Linked DNA regions of Homo sapiens: region 2 is linked to region 1. A link is a contact called in ENCODE Hi-C or POLR2A ChIA-PET data. All regions are on one chromosome and are shown on one strand. Each heading gives the region's core, a stretch centred on a gene start or an enhancer-like site at or near the end of the contact. The rest is flanking DNA. Distances are from core to core; before and after follow the strand shown.

Region 1 (3,896 bases), core at 841-3,340:
CAATGTTGGAGTTGTCTGTAGGAATACACATATAGAAGCTCAAATAAGAATACCTATGTAGTCCTCTCCTCCATATAGTTTAAAAGTCACTGGCTGCTTATTATCTGAATTTTCCAATACTGTACACCATTAGAGTTGCTTTTTTTTTCTGTTTAATAAGTGGGACAGGGCATTAAAAAAAAAAAACCCAAAGCCCAAAAACCCAACCCAAATAACTTACTCTCCGGTTGCAGACACATTGCTGACTTGGGGTACATGAGCACTGCAGAAAAGAAGCAAAGAGAAAGTCAGGTTAGATGAAAGATCAGAGATGATGAACCAAACATGTGAAGTGGATCGCAGGCTGAAAGAAATTAGCTCAGTCCCAAGTGATCCCCAAAACAATGTTTAACCATCCAATGAAAGATGCTCATTTTCACTTGTTTCTAGAAATGGAGATGGCCCTGCTTGCTTATAACAGTGGCTTTTTCTCCTTTTAAAAGTTGTCCAAGGCAGACAATTCTATAACTAAATTTGGAAAACCATCTCTTAGCTGTCAACCTATTGCCACAGCAGCCCTAGTTCAAGGTCTTTTCATTTTCCTAAAATGTTAATTGTGGCCATGTGCCTTCCTGCCACCTACTTCACCTATTTCTATCTTTTCCCAGCCCAAATCCATTCCCTTCCTTCTCCTCTTAGGCCAGGAAACAGAACATCTTTCTAAAACTCTGCTCTCAACAGGCAGAGGGCAGTGGGGACGACAGGGATAGAGAACAAGGAACCGATATTGTTTTCTATATGACTATTTCTAAACCATCTTTTCGAAGCCACATTTTCTTCCTAAGTTTCTCAGGATGGAAAGCATCTCAAGCTCTGTAATGTGTCAGCTTAACATCTAATTTACAATGTTTTTGTTGAGCACTTACAAATTTTCATGATTTTCCCATTTTTTTAAAGCCTGAATTCTTTTAAAAGTATTGAGAAGTGGTCAACACAAAGTAGAATGATAAAATTACAAAACACTATCAGGTTAGCATGCTTCAGAACTTTCCCCCTCATGCCTGCACTTATGTTCACATAACCACAATGAGTGTTGAGGCTGGCAGCTATTTTAATTGTATTAACACATTACATTCTCACAATCTGCCCTCTAGTGTTTAGTTGGCTTGTGAATCAAGATTTAAAAGTGCCTATCCTTTAAAAGAAGAGGTTAAATATTGAGCAGATTTGAGACAATCTTTAGTCGTGTCAAACTATAGTTCTACCTAATAGTCCTAATAGTTCTTTTCTTTCTTTGTAGAGACATTCAAAGAAAATCAAAGTTGTTAAGGACCAATATTGATAGTTGTCTTTCAATTACTCCAAACATTCTAATTTATACGATATAATTTTCAACATATGAATATGTTGCTTGGGAATCATCTGTCAGGTTTTTCTCCCATGTAAGTGTATATCTCATCTCTTTCAATGTAGAATCTCAAGGCCTCAAGGGACTGTACAATATTTCTCATTTTCTTTCATCACACTCCCTCCCACTACCACCACCATCATGTCTTCCATAGTACTCATTATCCCAGAGGTGATCAAAAAATGTTTACTCTTTCGCCCAAGATAATTTTCTTTAGCTAAAGCTGTAGCTCTTTGTTATGGCCACAGACAAACCCAGAAAAACCACGTAAAATCATGTGATTAGGTAAAAGGGAAGCTGATTCAAATTCGTATTAAATAATTAAGAAGATAAGTAAATAAATACAAACACCCTAAGACTTACTGAGTACTTACTATGTTCCAGACACTGTGCTAAGTACTTTTACATAGTTTTTTTTTCACTTATTATTTACAATAACCCTATGAAGAGGTACTACTCTTTTCCCTGTTTTCAGATGAAGAGGTTAGAAAGGTTAAATAACTTACCCACAGCCATAGAACCAAGAAATAAATGAGCTAGGATTTGAACCAAGAAAGGTTTTAGCTCAGAGTCTAAGCTCTTAATCACTCCACTAGCTTGTCTTTCAATCCATTACTCACTACAGTCATCTTTGGATATGGAGGCCTGGCCTTAGGTATTTTACTTTGCTTTTAATTACAACAATTTCTCCTCTGCCTCACAATGCCTGTTATTCATAGTGGTTCCCAGGCTACATAACCAACAATAAAACCCTTTCTGCTTTCTGTCTTTAACTGGAACAAGCAGTCCTTGCTTTTGCTACTTTGTGGCTTACCCTCTGTAAATTCAACAATATATAATTAACTCCTATACTCCACTTCTCAGTACAGTTACACAACCTTGGTTTTGAGAGCAGGGACCCATATGAGTAATGACTCGGGGAAAACCCAGAAGAGAGTAAAGAATGTGGATCTGCTAGATGCTAAAAAACATTCCAAAGACATGTCATTAGCCTGTTAGTCCTCTATGCCATCTCAGAATGAAGACATGTATTTCCTCTCCTCCTTTCCACATCCTTTTGAACTGTCTTCTTTTTGACTATTAAAGCAGATCCTGATGTTTTGATGTTCATTTTCCATGAAGGGAGGGTGAAGAAAGAAAGGCAAGAAAGAAAAAGACAAGGAAACAACAAACAAGATGAGGTTCTGAGATTTCTAACTCTTTAAATAAGTGCTTCTTCATTCTTAATGTGCATAGGAATCACCTTGGCACTTGTTAATACAGACTGTGATTCAGCAGGTCTAGGTCTTGGGAAGGGGAAGCTGAGACTGCATTTCTAATACATTCCTCAGTGATTCTAATACTGTTGGTTTGTGGAAGACACTGAGTGGCAGAGGCTCTTATCTTCGCAACTAAAATTCTTCAAAACTTCAATTACTTAAATATCCCAATAATGATTTTTAAATACTGTAATCTAAGTAATGAAGGTAGGATACGGAAAACTCATGTTAACCTCAGTGAATAAAAGTCAACACATCGAAATTTCTCCAACAGCTTAGAGAAAAATGACCTGAACCATCTAAATCAGTTGTAGAGCACATTTCTCAGAGTACAAAAGTAAACGAATAAATCAATAATAAAACCAAGTAATTAAATCATATTCATATTTTTGCTAGCATATTTATTTTAGGACAGTTTTAGAATAAAGTGTGATGTTTTTAATAGTCCTTTGGAATTTCTGGTATATTTAACTAGTCTATAATTTCAAGTTCTTTTAATAGAATTCCTATATAAAGCATTAGGAGAAGATATTTTCCACTGGTAATCAGAAAAGAAAGTTCTGGTCTTGGCTCTGCAGTTGATTAGACAAAATCACTGGCAGGTTGTTGGTTAGCTTGGCTGCATTGGGTTGGTTTCTTCACATAGAAAATGAAAGGTCTGGCTAGTGATCTCTGTAGTTTCTTTTACCTCTAAAAGAAACCTCAAAAAATTGTTCTATCTCAGGTTCAGGCTTACTGCCTAAAGTTTACATGATTACAAAAGGTTATGACTGCATATTTAGTTTTATGACATAGTATCAGATACATTTATGGTTTATTAGATTCCAAAATAACTTTGGTATTTAGTCAGGCATCCACCGCCATAGTTCCTGTGGGATGTACTTAACAATTCACCCTTAACAAAATTTTAAAGAATATTTAACAAAAGCAATAGAGATTTCTTCCATAACTAAGACACTGACAAAAAGGCAATAAGCATTTAAACAATAAGCAAATAAGCCAAAGTGAAAGATAAAGAAATTTCCTTCTTCATCTGTATGTAGCTTGCTTTTTACCCTCTTCGGAGAGCTAAGAATAATGAATTTTTTTTCAGCGTCTTTGACTGATTTGCTAAGAAAATTTCTTACTTATGCATTATAAACAGTTGGATATGGAAGCGTTCATTTCCTAATGTTGACAAAGCAAGTATTTAAAATGGAAAGAAAGATGCTCACTCATATGCAGATCCCAGTTCTATGGCCAAATTCAAA
Region 2 (3,896 bases), core at 588-3,087, 260 kb after region 1:
GAAGGGTAGAAATGATTGAGAATTACTCATCTACCAGAGTGAATAATCTCTTACACTGTGTGATTTTTATGTCAACTTTAACTGAAATTTTATACATGCTTTGGATATAAATTAAGGGAAAATATAAAGTTTTATACATGAGTCAGTGTGCATTCCAGTCAAGGTAGAGATCAATATATTGCAGGTCAAGGGAAAGAAGTAAAGATCTAATCAGACAATCAGAGATGACTACCAATCTTCATGACCTATCTGCTGCCTCATTCTACACATTTTCAGTTCTGTATTGTTTCTTTTATAAAGCTAGAAAAATAGAAGGGCCACCTCTGCAGTAAAGTAAAAGTCAGTATTTTACACATAGATAAATCAGATTTTGAAGGAAACTCTTTGGGGTGATAAAAAAAGAATAACCACATGGATACCTGGATGCTACTAAGCCTCAGAGTTAAAAGGAAGACAGAGTGACATACATGGTGCTGAAAAGTTTTGAGCCTGGAAACAAGGTCATCCTGCAGTTTCACTAAGAAAACTTAATCTATAGGGCTGGTCTACCATTTGGTGACCATTTGGTGACCATTTGGTGTCTGTGTGTCAAAAATTGCTCAGATATTTCTAAACACTTCAGAATGCCATCAGAAGCTACAGCAAATTGCAGCTCTTTCTGAAACACACACAAAAAAAGAGGATCTGGCCTGAGTGTGATTTTTTAAGTGAGCAGTTAAGGTGATAATAAGGAAGAAGATATTTCTCATTTAATACATTCTAGAAAATAAAATGTCCCTATGGAATACAATAGCAACTTGAAACATAAATATGTGTAATTCTCATACAGATATATGCATTTTCTATATAGTACAATCAAAATTTAAATTACAGCATTCTGCAAATTATATAATTGACAATTTTTGATTATTACAAAAGGTTTTGTACAAGCACCAGCAGAATAATTTAGAAATTCATAAATTCTAAAAATTCTAAAACTCCAGAAATATGCACATTTTCCCAAGGATTTTATTTCAGTGTTATTTATTAATGCTACTGTGTTATAACAACCATTCATTTCTACAGTTTAAGGATACACAAACATTTATCAACTGAGCTTCTCCACCATCACTTTCAGCAATCATGCTGAAACAGAAACTCCAGAATTACTAAACGAAAATAGAAATATAAAACAGAAAAATGTCACACACATACTCAAAAGTAATAAATTAATGGTTACTTCAATTCCTCCTCAAGCTAGCCACAAGATTTCTCTAATAGCTATAATGAAGCATTCATGTTTAACTATTCAGGGACAAGAAAGTCTAAAATGCTTGAAAGTGCTCTACTTTAAATCAAGTTGACTTAACGGAATAAATCAGCATGCATCTTTCACCTTTTTTGGAAACTAAAGTGCACAAATATGCTGAATGCCATCCCAAATCCTGCCTAATACCCATTTAAGTAGATAGGAATTTAAGTAACAAATCTTTCCCCACCTCCTGGGAAGGAAAAATAAGTTACACAAACATCTCATCAAAACAAGGAAGGCAAGGCCCTCTCCTAAAAACTGGCAGTAAACACAGAAGACAGAAGAAGGCCTATACTTACACAGATGGCTAGAGCTCCTGCCCCCATTCTCTCAGAAAGCGTCTGGAAGAACTGAGGAAGACCAGACGAAAATATTAAAACGACAGCAAAATACTAAAATTCCATTCAGCACATATTCTTTGATGTGAAAAACAGCTCCCAATGCAAAGGCCCCAAGGTAAGCGAAGAGCAGCTTCTAACATTTTAGGAAGAGTGGTTTTGCTTCTCTTTCCGCTGAACCCACATGGCTGGAAGGACTGCCTGGAGTTGAAATTTGATCCACAGCCTCAGTGCTGGCAAGTAGAGGGAGTCACGTGACACGGGTCTTAAGTCGCTGACATCTTTTTTTCAAACCTGACTCCCTAGATCCTACACACAGGCTTCTTTGACTCCGAAAACTGCCAGTCACCTGGTGGCTTTCATTAATAGAACCAACAGTGCATAAAGTGAAAACACAGACTTGCTTCCCAGATTCCACACAGCTCTAAGCAAAATGTACGTATTCAGACTCAGGTTTAAAACTGCAGGCACATTATTCATTTTTTCTGAGGCAGTTTTCTCTTCTACTCTTCCTTAGAAACCAGCTAAATTCTACCAAAATTTTCTTCCTTCCATGCTACCCCATCAGAATTGTTTTAAATGAAAATGCTCTATTTTATGTAGCCGTTACTACTTCTAATTATGTATGAGTTGTCTTATAAAAATATACTGATGATAAACATAAACAACATACTTCTAGACAACCATAATTCTACATATGTGATTTGCAGTCTGAAAAATTAGCTAACTGACTTTTCAATAACTTTCTCTTCCACATGCTGTCACTAGAAAATTTGATAGATTTTAAAATTTACAAATATTTGAACTAATAGCTAAAATAGCCACTTCAGGTAAGCCAAAAGGAAACTATCCTATTTTTATTTTTGTTACCATTTTTTCTGTCAATTTGTTTTTCTTTTTTCTTTTGCTGTACCTATTGACCCATCCTCTAAGTTCTCTCCCCTCACCCCCAACCTCCCAACAGGCCCTGATGTGTGTTGTTTCCCCTTTGTGTCCATGTGTTCTCAATGTTCAACTCCCACTTATGAGTGAGAACATGTGGTGTCTGGTTTTCTGTTCCTGTGGTAGTTTGCTGAGGATGACGGCTTCTAGCTTCATACATGTCCATGCAAAAGACATGATCTTGTTCCTTATTATGGCTGCATAGTATTCCATGGTGTATATGTACCACATTTTCTTTATCCAGTCTATCATTGATGGGCATTTGAGTGGGTTCCATGTCTTTGCTATTGTAAACAGTGCTGCGATAAACATATGTGTGTATGTGTCTTTATAGCAGAATGATTTATACTCCTTTGGGTATATACCCAGTAATGGGACTGCTGGGTCAAATGGTATTTCTGGTTCTAGATCCTTGAGGAATCTCCATACTGTCTTCCACAATGGTTGAACTAATTACATTCCCACGGACAGTGTAAAAGCGTTCCTATTTCTCCACATCCTCTCTAGCATCTGTTGTTTCCTGACTTCTCAATAATTGCCATTCTAACTGGCTCGAGATAGTATCTCATTGTGGTTTTGATTTGCATTTCTCTGATGATCAGTGATGGTGAGCTTTTCTTCATAGGTTTGTTGGCTACATAAATGTCTTCTTTTGAGAAGTGTCTGTTCATATCCTTTGCCCACTTTTTGATGGGGTAGTTTGTCTTTTTCCTGTAAATTTGTTTAAGTTCCTTATGGATTCTGGATATGAGACCTTTGTCAGATGCATAGTTTGCAAATATTTTCTCCCATTCTGTAGGCTGCTTGTTCACTCTGATGATAGTTTCTTTTGCTGTGCAAAAGCTCTTTAGTTTAATTAGATCCCATTTGTCAATTTTGGCTTCTGTTGCCATTGCTTTTGGCATTTTTGTCTCTGCCCATGCCTATGCCCTGAATGGTATTGCCTAGGTTTTCTTCTAGGGTTTTTATAGTTTTGGGTTTTACATTTAAGTCTTTAATCCATCTTGAGATAATTTTTGTATAAGGTCTAAGGAAGGGGTCCAGTTTCAGTTTTTTGCATATAACTAGCCAGTTTTCCCAGGACCATTTACTGAATGGGAGATCATTTTCCCATTGCTTGTTTTTTGTCAGATTTGACGAAGATTAGATTGTTGTAGACATGTGGTGTTATTTCTGAGGTCTCCGTTCTGCTCCATTGGTCTGTATGTCTGTTTTGGTACCAGTACTGTGCTGTTTTGGTTACTGTAGCCTTGTAGTATAGTTTGAAGTCAGGTAGCATGATGCCTCCTGCTTTGTTCTTTTTGCTTAGGATTGTCTTGTCTATA

What was found. A loop is a pair of places that touch in the nucleus more often than their neighbours do. ChIA-PET counts read pairs that join two places held with the same protein, here RNA polymerase II (POLR2A). Pooled maps may share reads with other maps.
Region 2: a pooled map shows a loop between it and region 1 (6-fold over the local background). The contact joins the promoter of FAM13A here to the enhancer-like site in region 1. A Hi-C loop is called at or near these places in 7 of 50 pooled maps. POLR2A ChIA-PET finds 5 or more read pairs at or near these places in 3 of 52 experiments (H1, IMR-90 and activated T-cell).

Annotation. Positions count from the first base shown.
Region 1 is chr4:88,790,366-88,794,261 of GRCh38, forward strand. FAM13A (family with sequence similarity 13 member A) reads right to left here. Exons shown (of 24, transcript NM_014883.4): 9 at 221-262. Among named protein-coding and RNA genes, the nearest start is that of FAM13A-AS1, 83 kb to the left of the region's middle. Within about 2 kb of position 2,091, at least 4 of the 41 ENCODE cell types and tissues checked have a DNase peak (open chromatin) inside an H3K27ac peak, as active enhancers do.
Region 2 is chr4:89,055,348-89,059,243 of GRCh38, forward strand. FAM13A (family with sequence similarity 13 member A) reads right to left here and starts at 1,838. Exons shown (of 24, transcript NM_014883.4): 1 at 1,591-1,838. The coding sequence starts at 1,617. RefSeq lists an enhancer at 1,139-1,701.